2 separate regions of the Mus musculus genome follow, and region 2 is linked to region 1. The links are chromatin loops, found by intact Hi-C in ENCODE. Cell type or tissue: heart. All regions are shown on one strand. Each heading gives the region's core, and the rest is flanking DNA. Links, peaks and the distances in the headings are about the cores only.

What was found. Hi-C counts contacts between places; a loop is a spot of excess contacts. Peaks named below come from ENCODE experiments on the same cell type or tissue, not always from the same donor. Only the 100,000 strongest peaks of a DNase experiment are listed, where the experiment ranks them.
Region 2: it touches region 1 in a loop (3-fold over the local background); 12 of 42 quality-filtered maps call a loop at or near these places.

The regions. Positions count from the first base shown.
Region 1 is chr8:35,200,903-35,209,113 of GRCm38, reverse strand. No RefSeq gene overlaps it. Among named protein-coding and RNA genes, the nearest start is that of Gm34474, 14 kb to the left of the region's middle. In heart, for the core only: a CTCF peak has its summit at 3,271 (motif pointing right); DNase peaks (open chromatin) are centred at 2,613 and 3,293; H3K4me3 peaks cover 1,204 bases; H3K27ac peaks cover 2,765 bases.
Region 2 is chr8:35,464,108-35,472,318 of GRCm38, reverse strand. It overlaps Eri1 (exoribonuclease 1), which reads left to right. Exons shown (of 7, transcript NM_026067.3): 7 at 2,949-7,054. The coding sequence ends at 3,191. Among named protein-coding and RNA genes, the nearest start is that of Gm51568, 27 kb to the left of the region's middle. In heart, for the core only: no CTCF peak of the experiment used is centred there; no DNase peak of the experiment used is centred there.

The DNA of each region.
Region 1 (8,211 bases), core at 1,174-6,173:
GCCAACACTCATGGTCACATAGGGAACGGCTCTCTCTGTCTCCGATGACGAGTCAGGTCCTTGCTTCACTATGTATGTCTCTCCCTTCCTAGCCTCGTTCCTAGTTTTAAGATACCAGAAGAGACTCAGAATATGGAAAATAACAAGGAATGCCTATTGCATTCTCTTTCTAAGCATTTCCAAAGAGAACCAGTCGGTCAGTAACTCTAATCTGTACTAGAATAATAAAAGCATCCCGGCATCACTCACACACACACACACACACACACACACACACACACACACACACACAGGAGGTGGTGGCTACTGGATACCTCTTTCCATGGCTGCCAAGAACTGAGATACAGTGCAGTAATGCAGCTATGTGGCACAAGGTTCTGAGATGGCAAATGAGCTCCTGTCTTTGGTTTTTTTTTTTTTTTTTTTTTTTTTTTTGTTTTTTTTTTTTGTTTTTTTTTTGCAGAGAGGATGTGTGCCTTTCAACATGAGGGCTGAGCCTAGCACGTTCACTTCCTGTTCAGTTCCGGTTCCTGTTCTAGTACAGCCTCCTCTTGCACAGAGTGTCAGCTGTCCTGGAAGTCACGTACTTCCAGAGGCCCCTTTGTCTCCTCATTTCATCATCTGTAACAGTCATTCCCAGCCCAGAGCACAAGCACTGTCATTTCTATTTCAATACACGTTCTCTCTGGATCATGGTGTTCTTCACTTTATTTCATCTTTGCACGTAAGGATAAGTCCCAGAGCTCAGCCCAGTGGTCTCAGCACATGGCAGAGCACAGCAGAGGAGAGGGCTGGTGCCTCAACACAAACCACGCCTCCAACATGGAGGAAGGATCCTGGAAACGCCTGACCCTGGACACAAAGCAAGAAGCCTAGAAGGCTTGAGGGAGTTAGTGGTCCTCCCTGGCAAAACAACAGAAAGGTACCAACCACGAGGGAATGAATCATCTGTGATATTTTTCCTCCCGAGAAAGAGTACCTTAGACATGAAAAGCCTGCGGGGTCCATGCCTAGCAACCATTACACACAGGATAATGGTAGATTCTAGGAGCAGAAGTCCCGGAAGACCATTTCTGTGGTGAAGTGTCTCAGGAAAGGAATGTGGTGGGTTAATGAGCCTCAGAGATAAGTGTTTTCTGTGGGAATGCTGCACAGACATCACTTTCTTAACAAAAGTACAAAGAGAGAAAGTCAATGGCAGGGCCTTCCTTCCCGGGAACTCTGGAGATACGGGTTAAAAGCCACTTGGGAAAGAGCAGAGTTTGACAAATCCGTGACGCACACTAACTTCGGAATGAAAGCTGGATTTAATGACACTGTAGATAAGGGTCTGCATGATCTGGCCTTAGCTATTCATTCCAGTGCTTGTCTGTGTCACTGTATTGCATGTCCCGCCTGTCTAGTAACCTGCTTATAGCTTCTCAATACATGGTCCCTCCTCCCTTCTCCTTCTCCCTCCTCCCTCTTTTTCTCCCTCCTCCCTTCTCCTTCTCCCTCCTCCCTTCTTCTCCCTCCTCCCTCCTCCTCCTCCCTCCTCCCTTCTCCTTCTCCCTCCTCCTTCTCCCTTCTCCCTTCTCCCTCCTCCTCCTCCTTCTCCCTCCTCCCTTCTCCCCTCCTCCTCCTCCTTTGTCTCCTCCTTCACCTTTGTGCCCTTGCATTCCCTGTGCTAGAAGGGCCTCTCTCCATTTCATAACAGAGCAAACCCCCACTCTTCTTTCACCACAGTACAAATAATCCTCTGTGAGGCTTCTCCTGACTCTCATGGGCAGTTATTTCTCTCTTCTCCCTTTAAGGAGTTATTTTATGTGTACCTCTCTTCCCACAGTCTGAGCTCCCGAGCAATAGAGGTTGGGCCTCCTTCCTATTAGCTCCCAAGCCTAGCCCAGGGCTTGAGCACAGTAGTCACTTAAAATGATGAATGAGTGGATAAATGCATGACTTGGAACCAACCTCAAGAGCCCAGCAGTGATCTGGTACTGTGCTCAGTGATATCCGCTACAGAATCTGCAAAATGACCTGGTGGTGGGCAGGGAAGAATATAAAACTCCTGCTCATGTTTGTTTATCACAGGTTATCCATGAAAAGTAAGCTTTTCTTATATTTCACACAGACTGGTAGACATGCATGTATTTGGTCTGTAAAGAACCGGTGTATGTGCTTAAAATGCAGACCACAATTATAAACAAAGGGGAATGCATTCAAAGAGTCCAAACAGGGAAAACATGAACAAATGGAGGAGTAGGGGAATTAGTCTTGTGGAAAAGGCGAGAAGGACATCAGTCGACCAACAGAGAGGGTCATGCATAAGGAGTAAGAAGCTAGACAAGTATGGGGCAATAAGAACGAGGCTCCCCTCATGAAGACCTACCAAGGGATTTCTGCCCTTGTCTCCAGTATTGTTAAGCTAGGAACCAGCAATTAGGAGCCCAATGGAGACTCTCAGGCATAGGTAACAAAATAGGAAAGAAGAGGGACTGGGAGGAGGCTTACATTCTATAGTGTCCTTCTAGAACTGTTCCCTATCTGTTTGAAGGGCAACACACCAGGCCTCCGCATCAGGCCTGTCCAGCACCAGCCCGCAGCTTCTTAGAAAAGTCTATTTATAGCCTCTTGCTATTGCAGCACGCTGTGCTGTCGCCCTGTCGGTGGCTTGCCAGGTGGTGTGAGCCACTGCTGGGTGAGTGACCATCTCCTGGCTGCTTCCTGTTAGCTTAGGGAGCAACAAAGCAGGTGGATTTGTTTGTCAGTTGAGCAACCTGCCCATGCCCTGCCTAACCTGATGAGTTCCCCTTTAAACATTAACCGCTTTCTAAAACCTATGTTTTATGCTCAATGCCAACCAGGGCTGGGGGGGAGGGGTGCAGTAGAGAAGGAAGAAGAAAAAGAAAGAAAGAAGGGAAGGGGACCCTTTAACAATAAGTCATCTTCACAGTATCTAATAAATGTCCCCTGGGCTCTGGGAGCTGGAGACGCCATTTCCATCCTCAGAAACTGATCCCTGGTAAGGGAAACACATCTGAGATGTAAAACGGGAAGAGTGGAGGCGTGTCCACGGCTGTCACTGGGCCTTCTTCTGAGCTGCTATGCTCCCAGGATCTCCGTTCCCAGGACAGTGGATCTTAAACTTTAGTAAATAAAATCGATTCAGTGGCGCTAATGGTTTTGGGGAGCTGGTAGGACAAGGCTGCGAGTTTTTGAGGTGGAGCCACAGTTCTTTGCTTTGTTCAGCTTTCTGAGAGTGTCCAAGGTAAGTGGTCATAATCACAAGGGGGCGCTGCGCTTCCAACGTGTGAGGAATGACATGGGTAACCCTCAGGAACAGAGGAAACAGCAGGAGGTTAGAGAGGAATTAGGGGCAGGAAGTGGGAATGAGACAAAACCCACGCTGCAAACTAGAAAAGATGAACAGCCATTGCCAGAGGCACCGGGGTCATGCAGCTGGCTGGTGTCTGTGGTTTAGCCTGGTTCATGGTCCTTAGTGTGAAAACTATGACTTAGCTAAACAAGCACTCAGCTCTCTGAAGGCAGACTCACTACACAGAAACGTTGGACAGAAACGCTTCCTTTAGGAGCCAGCCTCTCCTTGGTCACGCCTCCCCTTCCTTACAGACCTCCTGGTTGTAGTCTATTGCTGATCTCCAGACTCCAGAGTCGCTAAAACCCAAGGGAATGGGAAGGAAAGATGAATTATTTTCTGCAGCTTCCGCAGCTCTTGGCAGCTCACAACTCGAAGGCTAGACAGACAGACAGCCGCGCTGCCTGCTTCCATGAAGAGGCGCTCCAGTGGCCACTAGTGACCTTGTCATCTCCAGATCTTGCTCCATCCTCGTTGCATCAAGACATGTTCCTCTTACACTGAACTCAAGACGCGCTGATTCCCTTGGGATGTGAGCAGTCCAACCCTCGCATCATTTCTTAGCATGTGTTGCTTGCGGCTGCTAAGCCCCGCCCCACCGTTTCTAAGGTGCACTTTCCCACGTTCCTCTCACCTGCGTTGCTCACCCCTGCCTGTGAGTTCCTCCTCCCCGAAGCCTTCCTTTCCATTCTTCCATTTGAAGACCCCTACCTCATTTTTTTTCTTCCCTTCATTGTGAGTCTTGACCTGGCGGGAGTGATGTTTGCTCGGATGAGTTCCACCTAGTCTAGTCCAAATTCGTGGGGAAGAGTTCTCATGTAAGCTTCTTGAGCCTAATGGTTAGGGACCCCACTAGTCCGAGTCAGACCCTCAGCTCTACCGTCCTCCAGCTCTGCCACCCACCTGCCCTGAGACCTTCCAGCTCTGCCACCACGGGCAGGTTCCGTCACTCCCTAAGTCTCCATTTCCTCACCTATAAAGTGGGGAAAGAACCATACTTAGTGTTCTGGGTAAATAAGCCAAGGCTTGTCCAGCCTATCAAGCATAACCGTCAGTGAATGTTTGCCCTTCTCGTTATGAATATTTATATCCTCACTTTTACTCTAATCCCTACGGGTTTAGTCTAGTAGATGCTAATAATGTTTATTGAATTAGCAATTAAGATATATAACTGCATCCATACATTACGACATTTTTAAAAAGGCATGAGCAACTCAATATATCCATTCATACATAAATATTTTATGCCCTTTCCTGTCTGTGAGGATTTGCTTAGAGAGGAATTTATCTAACTAAGCTCAGGTGGCCTCCTCACGCCCCTCTCCCTTTGTGCCTGTCGCTTCAAAGTGCTCGCCTCACTTCTGTGCCCGTCCTTCTGCTTGCTGTCCTGCTGCTAAAGAGCCAAACTGGAAAATGGTGGCTATTTAAAAAGGACCTTAAACTGTGTCTCTGTCCTCTAGAGGAAATAGCTGCAGGATTCCACCAAGTCTTTTGCTGTTTGAGCTCAGCATATCTTCCTGTCTGTATCCACCTTGTGAAATGTGGGCGAGGGGGACTAACTGAACCCTGTTGTCCCATTTAGTTTCCATGGTCTATGATTATCTTCGTGTGGGGCTGAGTTTTCAACCTTTATTAATATAAATTGATGACTACTCAGGCTTCTGAATTTTAATGATTTGACATTATTATTATTATTATCACTATTATTCCTGTAGCAAGAATGAAATGTCCATTCAGGAGACACCATATCTTGACTTTTTAATGGCTCTCCTCTACGTGTTGGGTGGGGCAGGAAGCTTCAGCTCCCATCAGCCTTGTTGCCCTGACAGGAAGAAAGAAAGCTCTACCGTGACCTGATTGCTTTAACTGTACGCAGTGAATTTTCAACTTACTGTATTTTCAAGTGACATTAATAATTTTATGGAGACCAAACCCTTGTTGTTAAGTCGCTGTTGTCCTAATTCCCTGATGAAGAAAGTCTGAAAAAGGAAATCGGTGGGGTGGTTCCTGCTCGCCCAGCCTCGTGCTTGTTTGTCTGCTTACCCAGAATGCCTAGAGGTGATTGCAAGGCTGAGACAAAGGTCTGGAAACTGGGTTGCCGTTCCTTTGACTTCAGGATTTTCTGAGAAAAATTAGCAAAGGTGCACTAAGCTCTGATTGAAAGAAAGAAGGAAAGAGAGAGAGAGAGAGAGAGAGAGAGAGAGAGAGAGAGAGAGAGAGAAAGGAAGAAAGGAAGGAAGGAAGAAAGGAAAGGAAAGGAAAGGAAAGAAAGAAGGAAAGATAGGGAGGAAGGAAGGAAGGGAGGAAGGAAGGGAGGGAGGGAGGAAGGAAGGGAGGTAGGGAGGAAGGAAGGGAAAGATTCTCACTAAATGATAAAAATTAAGTACATAGGTGCTAAAGTAGTCACCAACTACCTGTTCTTGTTTCAGAGAAAGTAGCTGTAAGCTACTCCCTATCCCCAGAGACCTTTCAGAGAAAGTAGCTGTAAGCTTCTCCCTATCCCCAGAGACCACAGTTTAGGGAGTCTGCAGCCTGCTCCTCTGCACTGCCTGAGACAAGAAGAGCATCCTACGGTTCTGCTCCGCCAGCTTTGGCCTCCTCATCCCTCTCGCAAGTAGGGTGGCTTTTGGACCAGTTTATCATCTTTTAGTCCATGTTGGTTTTGAAGAGCATTTTTTTAAAAAAAAATTTTTTTTCTCCTTAAGATTGTGCAAAGTACCCACTGGGCCCAGGCCTGTCTTGCCTACACAGGGTGGACCGTGCCAGCTCTGTCTCTGCCCTCCCACTGCTCTTGATTGATAGCTAGAGATGACTGTGGGTAGTCTTTCCTGTCTCCACATGGAACCCAGAAACCCAGTAGTAAAAGCATCATGCACCCAGTGACGGGACCATCAATCCTCTTCCCTGGGCGCTGTCAGAGGCCAGGAGGCAGGAAGTACAGCAGGCCCACGGGAGGAGAGGCAAGCTGTGACATAGGATGACTGTCCCTTAAACAGGCTGTCCCTCCATGAGGGGAGAAAAGGAAAGAGGACAGCCAGCGACAGACTATAGAAGAGCAAAACCTGGAGGAAGCATGGGACTACTGTGGATCTGGAATATTCTCCAAAGGCCCGTGTATTTAAAGACTTGGTTTCCAGCTTGGTGCTTTGAGGTAGAGTGGACACTGAAAGAGGCAGAGGGAAGTCTTTGAGGTACCAGAAACAAGTCCTTGAAGGGGAGGGTGGGACCCTAACCTTGCTCTTTTGTGTTTCCCTACCTGGCCATTTAATGAGCTGTTTTCTCTGCTCTGTGCGCCCTGACATTGCTATATGGGACTCCCACCAAAGACCTAAAAGTAATGGGTCTAACTGACCACAGGCTATATCCCTAAACCGGAGTCCAAAATAAACCTTTCTTCTTCATAAGATAATCATCTCACATGCGTGTTATAGTAACAGCAAGCAAACAGCACAAGTGGCCCATTGAGGAGACAGCAGGGTTTCCCCAGTGTTTCAGCCCCAGTGCCTCTGGCTGGTCAGTGGTGGGAGGGGCTCTCGGGAAGAGATGCTAAGTGATTTGGACTTAATCCTTTCAGCGTGATCTATCATCAGGTAATTAAAACAGAATTGAAAAGAAAAATAACGTGAGCTTTAAGTCTTCCGATCCAAAACAGCCTGTTCAGCCACCACCCTAAGGGTGAGCAAATGACTGTAGGTTAAACTTGAGAAGAGATGAGGGAAGTACCCTAAAGCCAGCAGTAGGTGCATCCTGGCTGCAACCAGGAGGCGTCATCCCACATCTTCAGGGCACCTGACCCCATTAACAAAAAGCCTCAACTCTGCGGAGTCCGTTTTGCCGCGCTCTTGGAACGAGGTGAGCTGGGTGTTACCTAAGTCATAACTGATAGGGGGAGGCCCTGAGACAGGAGACTCCTGCAAAACCACTCTCTAAGACCGAAGTGGTTTGGGCAGCCAGATTGCAGCTTGCACAGACATCTGCAGAGGGTTTACCTAGAAGAAAACGTCCGCTTGGAGTGCCTCCGTGTTGTTCGCTGCAGGTTAAACTTCAGGCAGAAACACGGGGACGTGAGGAAGAGAGGGCATTAGCAATTGATCAGCCAGAGCGGATGCCATGGTCAGTTTTGCTGCTGCTGCTGAACACGCATGCGGAGGAAGTGAGGGAGTGGCCTATAGAGTTCTGGCTTCCTTGCGTGGCTGCTGGCGGAGACATTGATGAATTAAACTGGTTTCTCTAGCTGCACGACCTGCCAGAGCCTTTAATACACTGATAGACTGTGGATTCAAATGACTAATTTGTATATACTATTCCTCAAGCTGATTTACTACCAAATCCCTGGCTACTTCCTGGCTCATGCTATCTACATGCCTTCCAAGGCCCTGCAGAACTGTTAGAGTCCACTCCGTCCTAATGTCAAAGAGGACATAACCGGCTTCCAGGGGAAGGTCACGGAGGACTGCAGCCACACAATACCCCCAGCCCCCTCTTCTTTCCTGCTGAGTCTTGCCCCTCAGCCTTCATGTAGGGGCCTGCTCCCACAGTTCCTAGTCAGGACCTGCCCTGCTTCTCAGTGATCTCTGTAAGCAACTGGACCAGGCCAGTCGCCTGTCTGTCTGTCTGTCTGTCTGTCTGTCTGTCTGTTTACTACTTAACTTTTAAATTCATTCCTTTACAACTTTTTGACACAGTGTCTTCCTCTCCGGTCCAGGCTGTCCCTAACCTCTCAATTCTCCTGCCTCAGTAAACCCCGATTACAGATGTGCACCATGACACCTGGATCCTTGCTGTTTTGTTTCTATATGTGTGTATGTGTGGCTATATGTGTTCATGTGTATGGCTTGTAGTGGTCAGCGGTAGAA
Region 2 (8,211 bases), core at 1,746-6,745, 260 kb before region 1:
CCTCATCATAAAGTTAAAAACTTACAAGGTAGACATTATAAATTGTTAATCAACTGGCTTAAACTAAAATAGGGTTTGATATTTCTAAAAGTAGGCTGAAATAATATGAATAGAAACACAGGCACAATCCTTTATATGACTAGAGGAAACTCTCCCAGTTTCTTCTCTTGCATATGCTCAAATGTAGTCTAACTTCTATAAAATTTTATAAATATGTCTTTTATTGGCCTCTATCTCCACTAAAATGCTGGGTTTTTGCATTAAAAGATGAGATAGCTCTCCTGATTGATGTACTGTGTTTTATTTCTTCTGTACAATTAGTTTGTTTGGGAAAGTTGGATAAATTGGTATTTTCTAGAAAGAAATAGAGCAGACAGATAGAATTTCCTCATATTTAAACATACACATATACCCAGGTATATAAATTTAAGTATGAAACAGGTCACTAGGTTTTGAAGTAGCATATCCTATAGGCATAGATTTTTCACAGCCTACTTTAGTTAGAGTTTAGCCTCTCCTCCAGCCCACCATCCACTAGAGGTAGTTGGAAAGAAAGGTTATTAGGATACGGGTGGAAGTGGACCTTTAGAAATGGCTCTTTGGGGCGATTCCAGTCTTTGTTGTTTTCAGTCCAGTCCACCAGCAAACACCAAACACGAATCAGCAGCTGCAGTCCAGTTCACTTGGCAGACACCACATATGAGCCAGCAAGGGCAGTTCCATCCAGAAGAAACCACAAGGCTCACCAGCCATCCCGAGTGCTCAGAAGTGGCAAGAAGCCGCAGGAGCCTCCAAGATGTTCTTCAGCGAGTTTCTCTCTATAAAGTCACCACAAGTAAAACTCAGCGATGCAGTGTACGACAAACCTGCATGTGTCAGTGAGGCTAGCAAGGCAGCGCCAGACAAAGCAGTGCTCCGGCTCTCACTGCCTGGGGCATGTCTGCTATAGCAAAACTTCCAGCAAAGAATCATTTGACATTACCGACTTTCCAAAGAAACCCCAAGTTTCCACTTAAGTCCCCCAAGTCTGTGGAAAGTTGAGCACTACTAATACAGTCTAATCAATTTTAAATCAATTTCCATTTTTTTATTTTAAAAGTTTTTCATAAATATATTCTGGTCACATTTTCCTCTTTTTCAACTCCTGCCTGATCTTCCCCACCCACCCAACTCTGTGTCCTTACTTTTTAAAATACATGTGCATACGCACACACACCTCCACACACAAACTCACAAAAATGGAAACCAAAGTATACATACAAGCAAATGACCGATAAGACCATAAAAATACCCCAAAGCAAAATGAGACAAAAGGTACAAAAATACTATTGAACTCTTGTGTTGGCCAATTATTCCTGAGGCGTGGTTAATATACTCAGTGAGATGCCATTAGAGAACATTTAATTTTTTTGTTGCCAGTGAGTATCAGTTACAGATAGTTTTTTGGTTAGGGGTGGGAACCTGTGTCCACTTTATATTCAACACTGGGACCCCATCTCACTTGAACCTTTCACAGGCCCTGTGCATGCCACTACAGCCTTTGAGTTCACAGTCCTTAGAATCATCTGTCTCTTCTGACTCTTCCTCTCTTCTGCATAGATCCCTGAAACCCTCAGGCGGAGGGGGGAAGGGGTGAAAACGTGCCATTAGGACTGAATGCTTCAAGGTCTTACTCTGCAGATGTGTCTAGACAGGTGTGACTCTCTGTTAGTCCCCTCTGCTGTAAGAGGCTTCTCTGATGACAGCTGAGCAAGGAGAAAAGCCGTGAAGTATTTCTCTTCCCTAGGTGACGCCTTTGTTCTTGTAAGAGAAGCCAGCAGCCTGACTTGTCTGCCCAGACCACTGAGAATTGACTCAGTCTTAGCTTGCCTCCCTGTTTTATGGCATGGAAATGTCTCCTTTTTCCACATTGTGGGCACACCTTCTCAGTACCACCTATTTTTAACCCGTTCCCCATTGGTCAATACCTCAGTCAGGACTGGAAGCTCAACATCCCGCTCTCTAGCCCAAAGGGCACAGCACCCACACCTATGTGCTAGTTAGTGTCTGTAAAATGTGTTCCTTTCTCCTCTGACTATACTCACAGGAGATTACAATTAGCTGGATGTGGTAGTCTGGGCTGGTGCCTGTGGTCTTTCAATGCTTGTACCTCAGTCCAAGCCCTCTGGCTTTCAGAGTCTCCATTAAGAAGTCAGATGTTCTGCTAGTGGTCAGCCTTTATATATGAGTGGGCCTTGTTCCCCTGCAGCTTTCCATATCCTTTGTTTTATTTAAGTGCTGTGATTATTGAGGTGCTTCTGGGCCTCGGTATTTGGTGTTCTGAATGAACTTTGCTGCATCTCTTTAGAATTAGGAAATTTTCTTTTATGATTTTGTTAATAATATTTTCCGTGCCTTTGACCTAGGATTCTTCTCCTTTCTTTGTACCTATTATTTGTAGGTTGGTCTTTTCAAAGTCTCCCATCCCAGATTCCCTGGAATTTTTTTGAGTCTGGAGTTTTTGTTTTTCCTTTTTCTAAAATTTAATGTTTTCTTTGATTTTTTATTTTTTTCCTACTGTGTCTTTGTGATCTGAAAGCTTCTCTGCCATTTCATTTTAATTTTGACTTACTGAACTTTTCTTTTAAAAAAATTTCCCCCCTTTGATCTTTTAGAGTCAGGATCACAGGAACTCGCTATGTGGACCAGGCTGACCTCAAACTCACAGAGACAGATCTGCCTGCCTCTGCCTCCAGAGTGCTAGGATTAAAGACATATTTCACCACACCTGGCAGTTTAATTTAATAGTGGTTTAAATTAAATACACTCAACTGTTGGTGTTTTCCTCGTCTTTGTTCAGGCATTTATTCATATCCTTGTTAGGTCCTTGAACATATTCATAATTGCTATCTTTAAGTTTTTGTGTTGTGCCGAGTTCTTAATTACTTACTTGGTTCTTTGTTTTCTAGGTTCCCAGAAGCCAGACCAAACTAACAATAATGCTTGAAAAATTAGGAATGGATTATGATGGACGGCCTCACAGCGGTCTCGATGACTCTAAGAACATTGCTAGAATAGCTATTCGGATGCTTCAGGATGGATGTGAACTTCGAATCAATGAAAAAATACTTGGAGGGCAGTTGATGAGTGTGTCCTCATCCTTACCAGTAGAGGGCGCTCCAGCTCCACAGATGCCACATAGTAGAAAGTAACTGCAGTTTTGTCTGATCAGTTGCTACAAAAGTAGCAGGCGAATGAATCTGAGTTAATGCAACCTTCAAGCACCTTAAACATTTAAGATCTTATTACAATTACAGATAGATGGGTATGTATGCAGACATTTTGTGGGAGGACACACCAAATTCTTTGTCACCAGCACTTTTGATCTGAGCAGTATTTGTTACACACAGTAACCAGTCTCTGCTCAGAACTGAATTTTATAATGTAAGGTGTCCAAGATGTGTCCCTTGGCTTTTAAGATGGAAGTTTTATCAGAAAATTCTTTACATGTCATGTTCTTATTGATACTGGAATTTAAAATGAATTTCTACATTACCACCATGAAATTAAATACATTTTTTGAAAATGTGGAAAGGATTGAAAGGTAGTGTTTGCCCATTGAGTTTTAAGTAAAACGTGGTTCTTTTAACTTTGTAAGTTTGTAGGTGAAGTGAGGGCTTTGTCCCAAGAAGGCTGTGTGGGTACCAGATTCTGCAAGTGTTGAAGTTCTATAGTTCAAGTGGCATAATGTTTCTATATAACCTACACGTTCTCCCACATATTTTAATCATCTCTGGGTAGCTTATACTTAATAAACTATAAAGAAATGGTTGTATCATTTAGGGAATAATGACAAGGAAAAAAAAAAGCCTGCAAGTTGATGTAGACACAACCATAGTGGGCCTTGCTACATAGCTCATGAGCTAAAAAAAAACCAAGATCTGAGATGGTGGAGGCAACTTCAGCTGTCCCCTGCGTCACTCTCTGGCCAGCAGCTGTCCCCCCCTGCGTCACTCACTCTGGTCCACTCAGCAAAGTGCTTGCTGAGCAGCAAATTCAGGTGTTTCTTCTTGGAACATTTTCGGCATATCTGTGTATAGCCTATATTCAAGCCAGGAAGTTGTTTCTAAAGGTGTCTACTTTGACAGCCCTGAACACACATGACCCCCAGAACACACGTGATAGACTAAGAGAATCAACTCAGCTCAAGGATGATAAAGTACTGGGACCAGTTTCATATTATAACTGGAAACCTTGTAATAGGTCATAGAATTTAGTTAAAAATCTAGTTACTGGAGGCTAGCAAGATGGCTCAGTGGTTAAAAGTACTTGCTTCTCTTGTAGAAGATCCAAGTTCAATTCCCAGAACCCACATGGTGGCTCACAACCATCTGTAAGTTTCAAAGAATCCAACAGGCAAAACATTCATAAACATAAAATAACTAAATTTAGAATACTGGGCTGGAGAGATGCCTCAGAAGTTAAGAGTGCTGGCTGCTCTTTGAGAGGCCCTGAAGTTCAATTCCCAGCACCCACATAGTGGCTCCCAACCCCCTACAATGAGACTGCTGTCCTCTTCTGGCATGCAGGCAGAATGTTGTATATATAATATATACATCCTTTTTAAAAGTCTAATTACTGGTGAGACTAATGGAAAGTTAGAAAAGGCAGCCTGGTAGCACAGATGTGTAATTTCAGTCCTCAAGAGTTAAGGCATAGGTGAATCTGAAGCCACTCTGAGCCATATAATGAGCTCCTGATTCCAAAATGTGTCAGTAGAAAATACAAGTGAACTTGTGAGAGCTATAACTTACAAATCAATGGGAAAATCTGAAGATTTGCTCCTTGCCTTCCCTCACCATTGTGAATGTATATTCGCCCTGCTTTTGAGCTCATGGTAAACATTTGTATTCAGTACTGTGAGGTGAAATGTTTTGTTCCATAGTAAAAAGTACCTGGCTTGTCTTGGTGAGTGACCAGTATATATTGGAAAGTAATTCCTGCTTCTAAAGTCAAGATGTGCTCTGGAGATGATGATGTCATACTGTCTGGAGGCTAACAGTGGGAGCTTTTGGAATTAAACCCCTCTAATGCTTTCCTGGACCCATCTCATTGGCATTGCCTGTTGTTTTGTTTTTTCAACTTTCCTTAATGATTGTGATCATATTATGTCCATCACCACTATAATCAAGTAGATTGATCATGTTTCCTAACTCGGACATAGGAGGAACGACAGCGATGCGCTTGGGACCATGAGAATTTGCTACCCAGGCTTGCGGTTTCATTCCCCAGTGAGCTCTGTCTTGAAGCAAAGGGACAGGAAATGGTCATTGTGAGGGACAGAAGCCAGCAGGCTCTCTGGACTGACTTACTCTTCATTTTCTCACATAAGCCATGGTGACACAGGCAGGTTCATGCCCTAGAAAAATAATTGCTTGTCACCTGATTGCATAGTTGCTACTGAATAGGGAAACTACCATTGGGAAGTTAGAGAATAGCAGGACATACTAATGCCTTCCTCTTTGTTTTGTTTTTAAATCAGGCTGTTTAAATTTTTTCCTAATCAAGTGCTTAACATTTTTTTTTTAAAGAACTTAACACTGCAAGCTTTTAAAATGCTTTTGGCTCTACTAAGTATTTCGCCATCTTCACTCACTCTGAGTCTCTGTCAAACCATTTGATTTGGCTTTCTGCTGATATAACCTGTCTGTAAGTTATAGAGTGAGTCATAATTCTTGAAAGGAAACTACTGCAGCCTGCCTGCCTACGTTGTGTGTAAAGATACTGGTTCTTGTTACTGCTGGGATGGCTTACACTGGTGCTAGTGTTTGCTGATACTTACTTAAAGCTTTATTTTCTCAGTCGCCATGGTCATCTCCTTGTTTTCCTTTTACTTGCTTGGACATTGAGACTGATTTTTCCCCCTGTATTATTTTCAAATCCACACAAACTGGTATATATTCTCAGCTACATTTTGTCTGATTTTGTATTAAATACTGACATTGACTCTGGAAATTTTTCTTTCTCTCCACTTCTCCCTCTGACTGGGTCAAGCAAAAGCAGGAAGAAGAGGTTTTCTTTTTTTTCAGCATGTGTTTCTGCGTGTATGTGTGCCTGGGAGAGTTTATGTGCACCATGTACCCTTAGATTCCTGTGGACGCCTCAGAACTGGAGTTGCAGGTGGCCATGAGCACCTAATGTGGGTGCTGGGATCCTGAGTCAATGCCTCTGCAAGAGCCGTCGCACTCAACTCTGGGGCCATCTCTCCAGCCTCAAGGCCCTTTCTTGTAGCCTTTAGAGACCTGCTTGTCCTGCTGTAGGGATAGGTTTTCTCAGCTGGGTTAACAGGAAAGACCATGGGAGTCATGCTAAACTGGTCCTATTGCTGACGAGTCATTTATTAAATGGTGATTTGATTACTTGAAAGGTGAAAGAACTTTTAGTTCATCGTCCCAGATATTAAAGCACTATTGCGAAGGATAAGGAAGAAGGGGTGGGTAGTAAGATTTCTGGGGAAGGAGGGATCACAAGTGATCAATACAAGGAGCACCAGTCAAGTCACCCACCTCGAGTGAGCCATGTCCTTTGTGAAGTCTGTGAGTATGTGTCCTGTTGCAAGGAAGACTTTGAGCTGCTGGAGGAGACTGACTTCCTTAGTGATGAGCTGTGAACTCCTCCTTTATTCCAGCGGGGCCTGTTGAGATGCTTTCCGTGTGTAATGATTGCAGTGTTGGTAAATGAGTAGTCCCACTAAGTATCGTCCTTAGTGTTGACCCTCATTTCAGCTCTTCCTGCCCCCACACAGCATCAATGCACACACTGTAGCCACGAACCAAATCTGATAGCCAAGTGGCAAGTTAAAATCAAGAGTGCTTGTATGTATGCATGTGTGTATGTATGTATATATGTATGTATGTTTTTGACAGGGTATGTCTGTGTAGTCTAATCAGGTTTCAAATTCTTCGGTACTGGAATTACAGGTAAGTGCTACCTACCATGCCAATGATGTGACTTGTAGCATAGGAATTTTATGAAATAAAATTTTGATGTTGTAAATAAAGCTTTGTGGAATAGCTCCCATTTGCAATGTTTTGCCTGCGTTCTGTGTTTGTGCTCCAGCAGCAGAGGTGAGTGTTCACTCTAGAAACCATGCCTGCCATCTGCCTAGTCCTCTGTAGAAAGTTGTTGACCTCTTCCTGATTAAAAGCATTATTATTAAACTCTAAGGATTTAGAAAGCAGAACAAAAACCTGATAGTATGGGAACCCTAGATCAGAGTTATAGTGCAGTACTGGATGTATTGAGGACTGTTGGAGTAGTTTAACTGAAAAAGAAGTGACCCCAATATTCTTGGGAGGAATGTTTGTATCGTGTGTTTACTAAGACAGGCTAAAAGGCTTGAAACTGGGGGTGGTGGTGGGTAGGGAACCGTCATCCCTGTGAATACCTAGTTGCCAGGACTCCACAGCCTGCTGTCAGTGCCATAGGGTCTGCACTTTTCTTATACTTGAAGTCATCTCTAGATACTTCATCTTCTAAACACCCAGGTAAATGCTGTGGGAAAAGCTATATGCAGTATTGTTGGGGGAAGGTGTCTGCTTACGTTCTAGTCAAATACATTTCTTTTCTAAAAGATTGCTTTGGAGTGCCCTCAGATGCCAGAAAGACCCATTAGATTCACTGGAACTAGAATTACAAGTAAGCTGCTGTTTTTATTTATTTAATTTATTTTTATTGGTTATTGTATTTACATTTCAAATGTTATCCCCTTCCCTGTTTCCCCTCTGCAAATCCCCTGTCCCACTCCCCTCCCCCTGCTTCTATGAGAATGCTCACCCACCCACTCCTGCCTCACTGCCCTAGAATTCCCCTCTGCTAGGGCATCAATCCTCCACAGGACCAAGGGTTTCCCCTCCCATTGATGCCAGATAAGGCCATCCTCTGCTACATATGCAGCTGGAGCCATGGGTCCCTCCATGGTTGGGTACTCCTTGGTTGGTGGTTTAGTCCTTGGGAGCTCTGCGCGGGGGAAGGGGGGTTCTGGTTGGTTGATATTGTTGTCCTTCCTATGGGGTTGCAAACCCCTTCAGTCCTTCCCATAACTCCTCCACTGGGGTCCCCATGCTCAGTTCAATAGTAAACTGTATTTGTTAGGCTCTGGCAGAGCCTCTCGGGACAGCTGTACCAGGTTCCTGTCAGCAAGCACTTATTGGTATCAGCAACAGTGTCTGA